Regions from separate parts of the Homo sapiens genome. Here region 1 is linked to region 2. Evidence: chromatin loops called from intact Hi-C (ENCODE). Cell type or tissue: B cell. All regions are shown on one strand. Each heading gives the region's core, and the rest is flanking DNA. Links, peaks and the distances in the headings are about the cores only. Region 1 holds the start of ZNF441 (zinc finger protein 441). Region 2 holds the start of ZNF627 (zinc finger protein 627).

Evidence for each region. Hi-C counts contacts between places; a loop is a spot of excess contacts. Peaks named below come from ENCODE experiments on the same cell type or tissue, not always from the same donor. Only the 100,000 strongest peaks of a DNase experiment are listed, where the experiment ranks them.
Region 1: it touches region 2 in a loop (13-fold over the local background); 2 of 110 quality-filtered maps call a loop at or near these places.

The regions. Positions count from the first base shown.
Region 1 is chr19:11,765,559-11,768,458 of GRCh38, reverse strand. It overlaps ZNF441 (zinc finger protein 441), which reads right to left and starts at 1,459. Exons shown (of 4, transcript NM_152355.3): 1 at 1,263-1,459. The coding sequence starts at 1,265. RefSeq lists silencers at 429-538, 989-1,128 and an enhancer at 1,199-1,298. In B cell, for the core only: no CTCF peak of the experiment used is centred there; DNase peaks (open chromatin) are centred at 708 and 1,388; H3K4me3 peaks cover 1,895 bases; H3K27ac peaks cover 1,904 bases.
Region 2 is chr19:11,596,088-11,598,987 of GRCh38, reverse strand. ZNF627 (zinc finger protein 627) reads right to left here and starts at 1,505. Exons shown (of 4, transcript NM_145295.4): 1 at 1,358-1,505. The coding sequence starts at 1,360. RefSeq lists silencers at 1,111-1,250, 1,591-1,720 and enhancers at 1,401-1,480, 568-1,566. In B cell, for the core only: no CTCF peak of the experiment used is centred there; DNase peaks (open chromatin) are centred at 1,627 and 1,974; H3K4me3 peaks cover 1,757 bases; H3K27ac peaks cover 1,495 bases.

The DNA.
Region 1 (2,900 bases), core at 188-2,687, 170 kb before region 2:
TGTCTCTGTCTAGGGATGATGAAGGGAGGACAGTAACAAAGATTTTATTTATTAATATTCATTTTTTTTACAGCGAAATGTCTGGTGGTTTTTCTCTGCTTCCTCTCATGTGAAATGTTCACAAACACAAAACCTTTTACAAAGAGCCATATATTGCTATGTATAAACAAAATGACAATTAAAATACTAGCCTCTGTTTGAAAAATAAACTGGGGGACAAGGAGTTCATAAAGTTGCTGTGAATTGAGGAGAGAAAGCCTGAGGAAGGCTCTGGAAGCCAAGGGATTTTCTGTCGGCCCTAGGAGGAGTTAGGATGAGAGAACACAGTGGTGGACTTGAGACCCTGCTGCCCACATCTTTGGAAGACTCGAAGGCGAACGGGTCACCCTTGGGAAGAAAGAAGGGACAGGGGACCACACAGACCACAACTCCTCCCACACACAAACCCCACACACGAGTCTGCCTGGTGACCTGTCATCACCGTGCAGCCTCCTCACCGGGTTCACAGAACTGCGAGCCAGGCTGGAGGCGAGATTGCAGTTAGATATTAACCAGGTGCCCTCAGCCCCGCTGCCTCGCGGGGCCGCCTCCCCAAGAGTCAGGCCACAGCAGATGCTGACCGCCGGCTTCGCCATTGTGCTTGGGGATGAGATCTCTGAGAGTTGCTCAAGAGTCGCCTGAGTTCTTTCTCAGATCCTGAATTCCAGCGGAAAGGCTGGCGCCAACCAGGCTGAAGACCCCACAAGGGAACCCACTCAGCAGAAGAATGCGGTTTCTTCACCTCCAGTCCCAAGAGTCACCCCTCACTTCCCCACCATCCAGCGACCCCACGCCCCAGCCGCCCCTGTCCACACCCCTAAACACCCCATCCCCAAACCTCTCAGGAAGGCGGATCTGGGGTGTCCTCCCCTCTCCCCCTATTAAACTGTTTCTGCTGCAGCCCTCGGCGTCTCGGTGCAGTGACTCGGGCCGCGAACCTGTGCCGGTTACAGCCGCACAATCTGGGGAGACGCAGGACTGCGGGCGCGGAGCTGCCCAGACAGGCCTCCAGGGCCAGGGCCGCAGTGGCCGCGCAGGGACGGGACAGGACGCCCGGGGTCCCGGCTGCCGCCCCAGCCCCATCGTGCGGCCGAGGGAACCGAGGGCCGAGCTGCGCCAGGGTGTCGCCGGCGGGGAAGACCTGGTGCCACCACAGCCGGTTCCGGCCGGTTCCAACCAGTCTCTCCTCTCACGCGTCGGGACACCAGACCTCACACACTCACCATTTCCCGGCTTCCGGCGTCCAGGTTCCTCCCTCTGCCTCCCGCTGTCAGTGCGGGTCCCAGCGAGACAGAAGCTGCCACAGACGTTCCAGGGCGTCTCTCAGTGACAGAACCCGGAGCCCAGTGCAGGGGCGTGGAGAAGACTCGGCGGGCTCTTTGAACCTTGCACCCTCCTCCGGTCAGTGCGCCTGATTGACAGTTCTCACGACCCCGCCCCGCGGCCCTGATTGGATAGTGCGCCAGGTCCCTCCCCCGGGCACTGAGTAACGGAAGAAGCGATCTCGGGCAGCGGAGTGGAACCTGATAAACAGATTCCAGACAGGCCTTGAGAGGACTAGCTTCCTCCCTGCGCTGTGACCTGACCCCCTCCCAGGGGACATTTGCATTTAGGCAGTATGTCCTGACCTTCCTCCTTTTTCCTCTTGGACAGGGACCCACAAGTCTGTGCAGGAAATTCCAGACTCACTGTCCAGTGGAGCTATCCCCTGATTTGAGAGCAGGAAGGGAGCCCAGGCCACACTGCAGCAGAAGGGAGGGGCTGATGTCCTCCAGGAATCAGGAGTTTTGGATGAGGCTGTTGGCTGCACAGGCCAAGCCTTTCTCCCACCTTATGTCTCAATCTACTAATTTTCAGTGCAGAATATAAAAACACCCCAACAAAGCCGGGCGTGGTGGCTCACACCTGTAATCCCAGCACTTTGGGAGGCTGAGGCAGGTGGATCACCTGAGGTCAGAAATTCGAGACCAGTCTGGCCAACATGGTGAAATCCCGTCTCTAAAATACAAAGATTAGCCGGATGTGGTGGCGCACGCCTGTAGTCCCAGCTACTCAGGAGGCTGAGACAGAGGAATCACTTGAACCTGGAAGGCAGAGGCTGCAGTGAGAGAGTGGGCGAGACAGAGGGAGACTCCGTCTCAAAAAAAAAAAAAAAGAAAAAAGAAAAAAGAAATAAATAAAATTGTTAAATGTGTGGAAAAACTGGAATTATATGGCGGCAATATTTTATAAAGCAAAAACTTGAACTAGCTCAGATAAGCAGCCTGCTGCATCCACACACAGTTCACAAGTCAACCACTTTCAGGAGGCCAAACATATTCCAAAGCTTGGAGGCCAGACGATAATTCCTGAAATGGAGCCCTAGGGTGGATCAGAACCTGGGGATGAGTCAGGGGCACTAATGGATTTAACTCTGGGAGTTCAATTTGCCCTCCTGTCTCCTAAACACAGCGTGGAAATGCTCCTTCCATCAAGCCTATAAATGTTATTGAATTAAATGCTTCAATCAAAGGCTGAGACATTAGACTTTGAATTTGAAAACATTCATCTTCATATTTTTATGAAGAATACCAGATATAAAAGCATTATGAGGCCAGGCACCGTGGCTCATGCCTGCAATCCCACCACTTTGGGAGGCTGAGGTGGGTGGATTGCTTGAGCTCAGGAGCTCAAGACCGGCCTGGGCAATGTGGTGAAACCCCCATCTCTATTTAAAAACAAACAAAAAAAAAGCGTTATTAACTGGGAGCTGGCACCCATGGTGATACGAAGAAAAAGAGGTTTAATTGACTCACAGTTCAGCATGGCTGGGGAGGCCTCACAATCATGGTGGAAGGCAAAGGAGGAGCAAAAGCAAATGT
Region 2 (2,900 bases), core at 87-2,586:
CTGGTCTCAAACTCCTGGCCTCAGGTGATCCTCCCGCCTTGGCCTCCCAAAGTGTTGGGATTACAGACATGAGCCATGGCACCAGGCCAACCAAAAGACATTCTGAGAACATCCCTGTGCCTAGGAGAGAGAAAAGGAGAAGAGGCACAAAGGTTTTTTCACAGCAGGGTCTCATACATGTATTCTCTGCTTTCCTCTCCTGTGAAATGTTCAGAAACAGAAAGCAAATATTTTTAAAAGACCAATCGATTGCTCCTTGAAAAAATAATACAAATTAATTAGTTTGAAATGTGCAATAAAGGACAAAGAGTTGATAATGTCGTGACTGGAGTTACCTTTTGGGAATATGGTGAAAGAAGTGGTATCAAGAATTATTTGCAAGCGCCAGAGGAGTCAGGCTAGGGGAACAAGGTCAAGGATTTGGGACCCTGTCCCCCTGGGGAGTGTTAAAATAATTAATTTGGAGACAATTAGAGGGCTGTGGCTATGGTGTCCTGGTTTCCTACCCAAGGAAACAGAAATCTAAGTCGAATGAAATTCTTTTATTTGATTTTATATTTTAAAAATTTGTAGTAGTTTTTTGGTCTCAGTCTGAATATGTTCATTTAAAAAAAATTAACAGAGATGGGGTCTCGCTATATTGCGAGGCTGATCTTCAACTCCTGGGCCCAAGCGATCCTCCTGTCTTGGCCTCCAAAAGCGCTGCGATTACAGGCGTGAGCCACCGCGCTCCAGCCTCAAATGAAATTCTTATAAATTACCAGTTTATAAGGAAATAAAATTTAGGGTTAATAAACCACAACCACCAATCCACCTCTGACTACATAAGCAGAAAATGTCCACCTAGATAGAGCAAATAAGGCGACTGCATAACTGTCACCAACCAAGTACTGAATTTGGTTCGCTTCCTCCTGCACCTTACAGCCTTTCCTTCCATTCCCTCCAACGGATCCCCAAGCCACAAACCACGACCGGGAGCTTCTCCATCGATGAGCCGCTGTTTGCTCAAATAAACTCTAAATTTTTAACGGGAGAAAGGCGGGACTGTGGGGGGCGGCCACAGACCGCAGCTCCTGCAACACGAACCACATCCGAGGAGGGATACCCCCATGACCCTCCCGCGGCCCCCGCACCATGTGGGGAGACGCGGGGCTGCGGGGCCGCAGGCGTCGCGCAGGGACGGGACAGGACGACCGGGGTCCCAGCTCCTGGCCCAGCCCCACCTTGCGGCCGAGGGAACTCGGGTCCCAGACCCCGGAGTCGCCGCAGGGAGGCCTAGGTCCCTCCACAGCCGGTTCCGGCCGGTTCCAACCAGCCCCTCCCCCAGGTCTGGGGACGCCTGACCCCTCACACGCACCATTTCTCGGCTTCCAGGTGTCCCGGCGTCCTCCCTACGACTCCCGCGACCTGTACAGGTCACGGCGCGACAGAGGCTGCGGCGGAGACACCTTGGGCCTCTCGGAGAAACGGAGACGCGAGCCCGGGTGGGGACGGTCGCCAGAAACAAAGGCTCCGTAGGGAGGCGCAGGCCCTGCCCTCCTCTCCCGGGCCCATCTGAATGGACAGTTGGCAGGGCCCCGCCCCAGCGCCCCTGATTGGATAGGGTGACATACCCCGCCCCCTAAGGCCTGAGTGACGTAGGAAGCCATGGAAACGTGGCTGTGCGTAGCAGTGTTGACTGGTTCTAGCCACTGCGCCTCTCAGGCCGAGTTTCCTCCCTGCACCCAGCCCGAGGGATATTTGAGGGTTTGTTTTGGTTTTTTTTTTTTTTTTTTTTTGAGACGGAGTTTCGCTTTTGTCGCCCAGGCTGGAGTGCAGTGGCGCGATCTCAGCTCACTGCAATCTCTGCCTCCCGGGTTCAAGCGATTCTCGTGCCTCAGCCTCCCGAGTAGCTGAATTACAGGCACCCGCCACCACGCCTGGCTAATTTTTGTATTTTTCGTAGAGACGGGGTTTCGCCATGTTACCGAGGCTGGTCTCTAACTCCTGACCTCAAGTGATACGCCCACCTCAGCCTCCCAAAGTGCTGGGATTACAGGCGTGAGCCACCACGCGTGGCCTTGTTTTGGTTTCCTTCCTTCCTTCCTTCCTTCCTTCCTTCCTTCCTTCCTTCCTTCCATCCTCCCTCCCTCCCTCCTTTCTTTTTTTTCTTTCAGGGTCTTGCTCTGTCACCCAGGCTGGACTGCAGTGGCATGATCTCGGCTCACTCCAGCCCCAATCTCCCGGGCTCAAACGATCCTCCTGCCTCAGCCTCCCTAGTAGCTGGGACCAAAGTCACGCCCCACCACACTCTGCTAATTTTATTTTGTTGTTGGTGCTGTGTGTGTGACGGGGGTGGGGTGGGTTAGATGGGGTCTCACTATGTTGACCAGGCTGGTCGTGAATTCCTGGGCTCAAGTGATCCTCCTGCCTAGGCCTCCCCAGGTGCTGGGATTACAAATGTGAGCCACCGTGCCCGGCCAATATTTGCATTTAATGCAGAGCTTGCTTCTAGCTTGCCAGAGTAGGCACTGTCTTCTTCTGGCACTCCATGAGCTCTTCCTTCTAATTCCTTCCGGACACAAGGTCACCAGTATGTGCAGGGAACTCCACACTCACTGTGACATGGAGCAATCGCCTTGCCTCAGAACGGGAGGGAGCCCAGGCTAGGCCAGGGAGGACAGGAAGAGGAGGAAGGGCCTGATGTTCCGGGAAACGGGCATTTGGGATGAGGCGTGCCAAGGCTTCCTCCCATACCCTCCGGTCCCTGAAAAAACATCTATACGTGGAAAAAAAAGTAGAAATAACTGAGGTGAGAGGAAGGATGCTCTCTGATGAAGTGATGTGGGATGAGACCCAAAGTAATGTATTAGTATTAAAAGGCAGGTTGGGCTGGGTGCGATGGAGCACGCCTGTAATCT